2 separate regions of the Homo sapiens genome follow, and region 1 is linked to region 2. The links are chromatin contacts, found by Hi-C in ENCODE. All regions are on one chromosome and are shown on one strand. The core of a region is the stretch at or near the end of the contact, and the rest is flanking DNA. Distances in the headings are between cores, read along the strand shown. Region 1 has its middle 19 kb from the start of EDNRA. Region 2 has its middle 17 kb from the start of MIR548G.

What was found. Hi-C counts contacts between places; a loop is a spot of excess contacts on that map. Pooled maps may share reads with other maps.
Region 1: a loop to region 2 is called in a map of lower leg skin, with 5 times the contacts of the local background. The contact joins two enhancer-like sites. A Hi-C loop is called at or near these places in 2 of 168 maps with a recorded cell type or tissue (chondrocyte and lower leg skin) and 4 of 50 pooled maps.

What each region holds. Positions count from the first base shown.
Region 1 is chr4:147,459,831-147,464,432 of GRCh38, forward strand. No RefSeq gene overlaps it. Among named protein-coding and RNA genes, the nearest start is that of EDNRA, 19 kb to the right of the region's middle. RefSeq lists an enhancer at 655-1,854. Within about 2 kb of position 1,486, at least 2 of the 41 ENCODE cell types and tissues checked have a DNase peak (open chromatin) inside an H3K27ac peak, as active enhancers do.
Region 2 is chr4:147,359,806-147,364,420 of GRCh38, forward strand. No RefSeq gene overlaps it. Among named protein-coding and RNA genes, the nearest start is that of MIR548G, 17 kb to the left of the region's middle. Within about 2 kb of position 3,271, at least 14 of the 41 ENCODE cell types and tissues checked have a DNase peak (open chromatin) inside an H3K27ac peak, as active enhancers do.

The DNA.
Region 1 (4,602 bases), core at 236-2,735, 98 kb after region 2:
AAGGAAATGGGATATGCCTATACCTCTTCTACCTTTCTCACAGGAATAGTATGAAACTAAAAATGTTGGCTATAATTGCATTTTGAAAAAATTAAGTGAACTAGATGCAAACTACTATAAAAAAATTCAGTTCATACTGCGGAATATTCTATCCTAAGGTGGCCAGCATGCTATACATGGCTTTTAAAATTTGTGGGACCAAAGATTATACCTATAATATGTGTTTCCATTATAAAATCCAAATAAGGAAAATAAAAAAGAACATAATTTGACAATCATTTAAGTAATCTAGAAGAGAGAGAATGGATATAGTCTAACCCCTAGAGAGATGAGTGTAAGTGGACTCAACCAGCCAAATCTGAAGATAGCCCACTAGTGAGGTGACTCAGGTTGTGATATAACAATGAGAGTGTTTCTGAAAAGGAATTGGGAGGGTATTCTGGTCAGAGCTAGTGGAATATGTGAAGGCTTGGAGGGAAGAGAGGGTGAAACTTGCATGAAAGCTATCAAATATATTTTTCTGACTCAACTCAAAGAGCATGCAGGCTCAAGGGTGAGACTTACCTATATTAAATAATAAATACAATCAAGTAGAATTTCAATTTGCAATGCTGATGGAGAGATGATACCACCAGAAGTTTTAGTTTAATGTAGTTCAGGGTGGAAGAAAGTGAATATCCTTGCAGGGTTCTGGAATGGGGGTGTAGATACAAGCCATTACAGTCTGAATGTTGGTGTCTCCCCAGAATTCATATGTTGAAATTCTCACCCCAAGGTGATGGTATTAGGAGTCGGAGGGTGGGGGGCGCCTTTTGGGAGGTGATTAGGTCATGAGAGTGGACTGCTCACGAATGGGATTAGCACCCTTATAAAAGAGGCCTGAGGGAGCTTGGCTGTCCCTTCCGCCATGTGAGGACCCAGAGAGAAGGCAGCATCTGTGAACCAGGAACCAAACACCTCACCAGACACCAAATCTGCCAGTGCCTTCATCATGAACTTCCCAGCCTCTAAAACTATGAAAAATAAATTTCTGTTTTTACAAGTTACCCAGTTTATGGTACTTCGTGAGAGCAACCCAAATGGACTAAGAAGCTAATATCATAGCGGCTCTATGAATTCTGGAACTGGCTTTGAATAAAGATAGAAAGAGGGAATGGGAATAGAGTCTCTCATATGAACTTTCAAGTTAATTCCTATGAGGTATTAAGGATAAAGAAAATAAATATTCTTGAGAAACACTACCACAACCAGAACTAAAAAAAAAAAAAGAGAACATCTCCAATAAATAAAGCAGGTTAGGGCTTCACATAAAAGAGTTTAGAATTTTGTTTAAAACCATGTCTAAAACTTCAGTATCTTCAATAATTTGGTTTAAAACAACATCTAAAACTTTAGTATTTTCAAGACATGATACTTTTTTAGTATCTTCAAGGCATGATTTTTTTAAGTCTCATGCAGACAGAAATTACAAACTGTAGCATGAGTAAACCTTACCTGGAGTGACTAACATCAACATAGCATCACTAAAATGATGAGTAGTAACGCATAACCACATCCTCAAGACTCACCCATATCAGCATTTCCTAATGTGATTTAACTGCAGAATGCTTTAGGAATTATAAAATGTTGATAAAACACCAACCTAGAAGATATTATGCACATTTGATTAAGAAAGAGCAAAAAATAAATGCTTCCAGAAAATATCAAAATTGAATTCAGTTTGAGAAGAAATAAACATTGAATAGAATCACAAATAAATTAAGTAGGAAAATGTTGTTATATTTTAGAGATATATAATGAACTACTTAGGGGTGAATGTCATGATGTCTATAATTTTTACAGTACTTCCACAGAAATATATACCTTTATGAAGCATATAAAGCAAACTGTGAACATTTTTTAATTCTTTCAAGCCCAAAGGGCAATTCATGAGGCAGCAAGTTGGAACAAAGCTACGGAGCCCAGAGCAGAGCGGTGTGTACAAAAATGTCTGCAAAATGTCATTTCAAGCCATAGAAAGCAAGTGTAGATGTTATTAAGGGCTGAATTATGTCCCCCAAAATTTATATATTGTATTCCTAACCCCCAGGACCTCAGAATGTGACCATATTTGGAAATAGGGCCTTTAAAGAGGTAACTGAGGTAAAATGAGGCTATAAGTGGGCCCTATCCAATATGACTGGTGTCCTTCAAAGAAGAGGAGGTTAGGACGCAGACACTCACAGGATAGACATGCATGCTCACAGAGAAAAGACCATGTGAGGACACAGGAAGAAGACAACCATCTGCAAGGCACAGAGAAAGGCCTCAGAAGAAACCAAACTTGGGGACACCTTGGTCTCAGACTTCCAGCCTTCAGAACTGTGAGACAATCAATTTCTGTTGTTCAAGCCACCCAGTCTGGTATTTTGTTACAGCAGCCCTTGCATACTAATACAGACGCCCTCCCGAATATATTCAGTCAGAAAGCTGTAGACAAAGGTCCTTGGGATACCATCTAATCTATCCATCATCCTTTAGGCAAGGCTACCTCTCAGTCTTCCAACTGAAGGACAAAAAGAATGCCTGAGAAGAACACTGGATATCCATGGAAGATGGCTGAGTTGCTGGAGATGGTACAATAAGAACACAATTCTGAAATCTTGATTCAAAATTCTCTACAGCACAAAACCCATCTATTTCAGAACTGTAGTCTTAAAGCCTTGGTTGACAATGATGAAAAAAATTGTAAGTCTTTGCTACAGAACACACTCTTCATTAGACATTATTTAAACTTACATTACTGAAAATTACATTAAGAGCTGAAAGTCTCAATTATAGCCTTTCTAAAATTTTTAAAAATATTTTTATTTTTTGAGACAGGGTCTTGCTCTGTTACCCAGGCTTGAGTGCAGTAGTGCAATCATGGCTCACTACAGCCCCAAACTCCTAAGCTTAAACAATCCTCCCTCCCAAGTAGCTGGGACCACAGGTACATGCCACCATACCCAGCTAATTTTTTAAACTTTTTATAGAGATAGGGTCTCCTTATGTTTCCCAGGCTAGTCTCCAACTCCTGGGCTCAAGAGATTCTCCCACCTTGGCCTCTCAAAGGTCTCTCATGCCTGGAATTACAGGCGTGAGCCACCAGGCCCGGCTATTATTGCTTTTTAAACTCAGAATTCAGCTAAGGTAATGAAAAACATCTTCAAATTTTAAAAATATAAATTAGAAATTAGAAAAAAAGCACTGCTTCAAGCTTTATCTCACAACTTTACTGCTTTCTTTTTCACCGCCATATAAAAATATAATTAGAATTGCTTCCTAAGAAAATTTCTTTTCCAGAAGTTACCAAGAAGTCTTGAAAAAGTCTAATGTAGCACATGCTAACAATAGATGGTGTTGATTTTTCTTCCACAAATAGAAAAACTAAAAATAGAATTACCGTATGACCCAGCAATCCCAACTTCTGAGTATTTACCCAAAGACTTGAAATCCGTTGGTCAGAGAGATGTCTGCATTCCCATGTTTATTGCAGCACTATTCATAACAGCCAAGAAATGCAACAAACTGCAGTGTCCATCAACGCATAAATAAAGAATATGTGGTATATAAACATAAAGAAATATTATTCAGCTCTTACAAAGAAAATAGCCAGGCACAGTGGCTTACATCTGTAATCCCAGCACTTTGGGAGGCGGAGGCAGGCAGATCACTTGAGGTCAGGAGTTCAAGACCAGCCTGGCCAACATGGTAAAACCCCATCTCTACTAAAAATTACAAAAATTAGCCGGGCATCGTGGTGGGCACCTGTAATCCCAGCCACTTGGGAGGCTGAGGCAGGAGAATCACTTGAATCTGGGAGGCAGAGGTTGTAATGAGCCGAGATTGTGCCACTGCACTCCAGCCTGGGTGACAGAGCAAGATTCTGTCTCAAAAAAAAAAAAAAAAAGAAATTTTATCATTTGCAACAAAATGGATGGAATGAGAACATTATGCTAAGTAAAATAAGCCAGGCACAGAAAGACAACTACCTAACATTGTTACTTATATGTGGAATCTAAAACAATCGAAGCAGAGAGTAGAATGGTGGTTACAAAGGCTAGGGCCTTAGGGGGGAATGGAATGATGACAGTCAATGCATACGAAGTCTCAGTTAAAGAGGAGGAATATGGAGATTTTTTGAGTTCTATTGAACAGCATGGTGACTATAGTTAATAATAGAGTATTTTATATTTCAAAATTGCTAAGACTACATTTCAAATGTTCTCATCATAAAAATGTTAAGTACTTGAGGTGATAGATACACTAACTAGCTTGATTTAATTCTTTCACATTGCATTCATAAATGATAATATCACCTTGTATCCCATAAATTTATACAACTGTAAATTGTCCACTTATTACACAATAAAATAAGTTAAAAAAAAATTTAGCAGAAAGAGTTATTCTCACTGATAAGCAATGTTTCTGCATGTTTTTTGCACTGTTTCTAATTACTAAGTTGTTTTCAATGTGTGTCAGAAAGAAGAATTTGCCTAAAGGCGAGGCTTGACACCCTTAGAACAATACCCTTCATCGCCCCTCCATGGCCTGTCCTCACTCTTCGTGACCTTTGCCCTC
Region 2 (4,615 bases), core at 2,021-4,520:
TGTTTCTCCATCAGTTCACTAACTTTGCTTTGAATTTCTGGCTCTCCTTAAAGTAACACCCAGTCCCCCTGTTCGAATGTCCACTGATCACTGACCCTGCCTCCTGGGTCTCATGCAAAGTCTGACACCTGAACACATTTTGGCATCCTTGATCAGCACACTCCTGGACTTTGTCAAGTGGAGTGTCAGTCTCCTCCCAGAAATGCTAGGTTAGAACCAAGGTGGGGACTCTGACGGACCTCAGGCCACACTCTTCAAGCAAAGAAGACTTGGCTTGATCTTGTGACAGCCACTTGTATTTAAATGAGATGCTGGGAAACATATGGAGACCTACACAAGGGAATACCCAAAAGCTTCTTGGGCATTACACTGACCTACATAGTATACGGTTTTCCATTTGGGCTGAGTCACACTGCCCCTGATCAGGATAGATGTTATAGGGAGATGGAACAGAAGGCAGGGAGTTCATAGCAGTACTATCTGGTACCCCAGCATCAGGGATGTCCCCAGCTTCCCGTGATATTCATGTAGGCCCTGGAAGCACCGCTTCATATAGTGATTGTTTATTTAATGTCCAAGTTTGGAATGGCTTAGAAAAAGAAAAAGACCTAAGAGCTTATATGATGTCATGGAAAGATAGAAGTCAGACATGTGGTTTTCTTGGGTTCTTCAGCTTTTCCCAATTTTCTCCACCCCACATTCAGAGCTCTATTTGCCTTCATCTGCAGAATCTCTGTAGGAAGCAGTTTTGAAAGGCACTGCTGAGTCACTGAGTTGTACTGTGGTCTGACTCTCTGATACTTTAAATTCTGATTTGAAGAAATTGCTTGAAAGCACTGATATCTTTTTCTCACCGCTGGCAAATGGCAAAGTTTTCACTGAGTGAAAAGCAATGTTTCGTAAGTGAAAAATATAAGAATCAATTTGTCCATCATTCCATTATCCTGCCCAAACACTTAACAATTAAGGGACAGGCCAGAAGGCTTCAGTTAATTACATAAAAGGTTTTTTTTGTTGTTTGTTTTTAAGTTAGGTTTAAAGAGTCCATGAGCTGCTGACAGTCTAAGAAAAATTCTTTCAGGCATTTAGCTGGAAGTTGTCACAGTTTGAATGGATGGTTTATTCAAAATGAAGATTAAATTTCTTTATAGCAATTCTAATTTCATGGAACTTTAAATCTTAAAAAATTTAATGAAACACCCTAATCTTATAGAAAATAAAAGTAGGAGCCAGTGAATAGAAGTGACTTTCCCAAGTTCCCATAGCTAAATATATGGCAAAACTAGGAATAGAAGGACCCAGGTCATCAGACTGTGGAAACAGGGCCCTATTTTACTTCAGGATGTGCCAATAATTTATGATGATGTGAATCTTCTGAAACTTATACATGATTCAAAGACACTGGGGAGGTGGGAAAAAATGGATTTGGAAGGGATGAGGAAGAATAAGAGGATCAAATAGCATCTTTATTCAGGCTCCCTGCAATGGTTGAAACAGAGAATATTGTAAAGAATATTACATGCCTTCCTGAATCAAAAGTAGCACAGCCCTGCTGGCAGCTAAGGAAGCAGGGTAATAGAAATCCCAACACCTCCACACTCAGCGCCTGGAAAATGAGAACCTAAAGCTTACTGTATTAGGATAAGGACAAGCCCAAAATCAATCATGACCCATGCCAGCCTTAAACAGTTACCATAATCTCTTACACTTGTGTATTATTCTCTTATATTAAAATAAGAATCCTAGTTGTATGCATTTATATTTGATATATAAATATACATTTGCCCTTAAAGGGTCATCTACTATAAAGGAAATTTTTTTAAAGAATTGCAAGGAAGAAATACAGTACGTTACATTTCATTAAACCATTCTCCTGATTTTCTGGAGATCTGACCTAATTTCTCTTTAGGCCTATTAGAAAATGACATCCTTCCATTGGCAGAAACTGTCTAATTACTTTTTGTTATGAGCTATTTCCAACATTGCTGATCTGCAATTCTACAGAGCACTTTCATGAGGGCAGAGGGCAACTGTGAGTCATAGAGACTCTGGGAGGAAAGCAGAGCTCTTTGTCTGAATAAGGAAAAGTTCAGTTGTTCCTTAGGTTTCGGGCATATCAGCTATTGCTGTCATTGGGAGTGTTTCCCAGAACTGAAAGTGAGCCTTTTAGAAAGGTTTGACATCAGGCAAGTGCTCTCTGGGGCAGGAGAGCTGCACTTTTCAGTGATAAGTACAAAGCCTAGGTTCCCTGATGAATAACAGCTTGATGATACTGGGTTAAGTTACTGAACTTCTCTATGAAATTACATCAGCCATACCATTAGGTTGTTTGGACCATTCAATGAAGTAAATACATAAATGTACATAGCCCATCACCTGCATAGATTATATCTTCCATAAGGAATAGTTGCCTTCCTTCCTCTTGGCTAAGGGAATTGGAGGTCTGGCTATACTGTTGGAGAGAAGAGTTGTACCACAAACAGACTCCACTGAAACCATGTGGACTTTGGGAAGACTGGGCCCAAACCATAGCTCAGAAAGAACATTTGGTGAAGGAGCCCAGGTCTATCCAACATGACAGCCACTCTTCTTCATGGTCTAGCCTAGTGCTATTCAAAGTGTGGTCCTTGGCCCAACTGTATCGATATCATCTCAGACCCTCTAAATCTGGATCTCTGGAGTAGGGCCCAAGAATCTGTGGTTCTACCAGCTCACCAGGTGATTCTTTTGCAGGCTCAAGTTTGAAAAACACTGCTTTAGAGAAAGTGTTCCTAGCAAACCCAAGAGGACAGGAAGACATGGACCAGGGTAACAATCAGATTTTCAGGGGCTCAAGCCAAGGAGGTTTTAAGAAAAGGTGTAACAAATGACTGCTAGGAAGCCTCTGGGAAAAACCTTTAGGAATCATGTAACAATTGTCAATTTTATAAACACTTTCGTTCACTTAGCAAACATGAATCCACATGCGCTTATTAATCTTCTAACCAGAAGTAAGCCACTGAGTTTTTCACAAATTGGCTGGACAGGCTGATTCCCAAGACAAGAAGAGATCATCCACAAAATCCTTAAATAAAAAGAGCCTAAGTGCTCATTTTTGGTGACAGCAAGCAAAGAGGGAGATGGGAAGACAGCATTTTACTCAGTAGTCAGTCGTAGGAGGAAAAGAACCAGGGAATGGAAGCAGTCCAAATCCCTAAGGCTTTCAGAAAGCAGGGGGAAAAAATAAAAGCTAGACATGGGACTGAAATCCAGAGGTTGAGACATGACCCATCAGGCACATAACTGGCAGGAAGCCCAGCAGCGAGGCTCCCTCTTAGGAACTAAGCATCTGCCTGTTTTCACGTCTCTGCAACATACTAAATTATCTGTTAGCAAGTAGTTGCAGCATCCACAAAGATCAGGGACACAGGACACTTAGAAAATTCAATTGTGTATGTAAATATTTACCTAGCTACTTCCTTGGAGTCTACAGACCTGTGACATTTTATTGGCAGACAGACTTTATGATTTCAGCGTGCCAGTGTATTTTATCAGAAATAAGTGAAAAAAAAACTCAAAACAACTTGGAAAATAGAGATGTTCAAGTCAAGGTTTATCCACCAATGCCTCTGAAACTGGAGGGGCTTCAGTGCAGACCTTTAATCCACAATGCCTGATTCTGAAGTGGCATGTCTGTGTAAGAGAATTTAACATCCTAAGGATCCGCCAGCCTCTTCTATTTAAAGTCAGGGCCATTGATCCCCTTTTTGGGTTGACCCACACCCCACCAACCCTCAGGATCTGGATGCCATATAAACATTAACCAGAAGAAATCAGTTGCGTATCTCAGGTAGATTTATCTTCTAGGTAATCTTATTCCTAGACATGCTTTTGCTTTTAGTTTCATTATATTTACTTTGCCTTTGCCCTGCTCTTGTGGCCAGTGCCCTCTTTGTGTTTTATCATGAACCTGCTATGTGCCCACCTCAAAGCTGGACACTGTGGTTCAAACATTTCCTTCAGGAAGCCACTAGTCCACTTCCTGTTAGAAAAGATTCTGAACTTCTTTCCCAGATAAGTTGAAGAACCTGTTTTCTGACCTGGTTAGAAATTGAAAACTCAATCGAAAGATTGGCAAAGAAAATTGTGGAAATCTATGAAAGTAGAAAAAAATGAAAAATACAAGAGAAAAGAAAAGAAACTTGAAGGACCAGTACCGAGAATATAATATCTGAACAAGCAAGTTTCATGAAAAAGAGGACAAAAAACATTGAGGGAGGAAATCATCAATTAAAAAATTTAAGAGAATTTCCTAGAACTGAAGAACATTGGTCAGAACGTCAAGATGGATGGAAACAGAGTCACACCCAGGCACATCACTGAGAAATTTCAGAACACTAGGGGTAAAGGGAAAAACAAACACAGTTCCAGAGAGAGGGGGGAAAATCGTATGCAGAGGAACCAGAAAGTGAAATAACTTCTAAAGATACAAAAAACAACAGAAAACTAGAAATTAATAGAGTAATGCCTTCAAAATTCTGAAGGGAAATTATTTTCAATCTAAGTTTCTATAAACAGCCACACCATTATTCAAGTGTCAAAGCAAAATACAGCTATTTTCAGATATTCAAGGGCT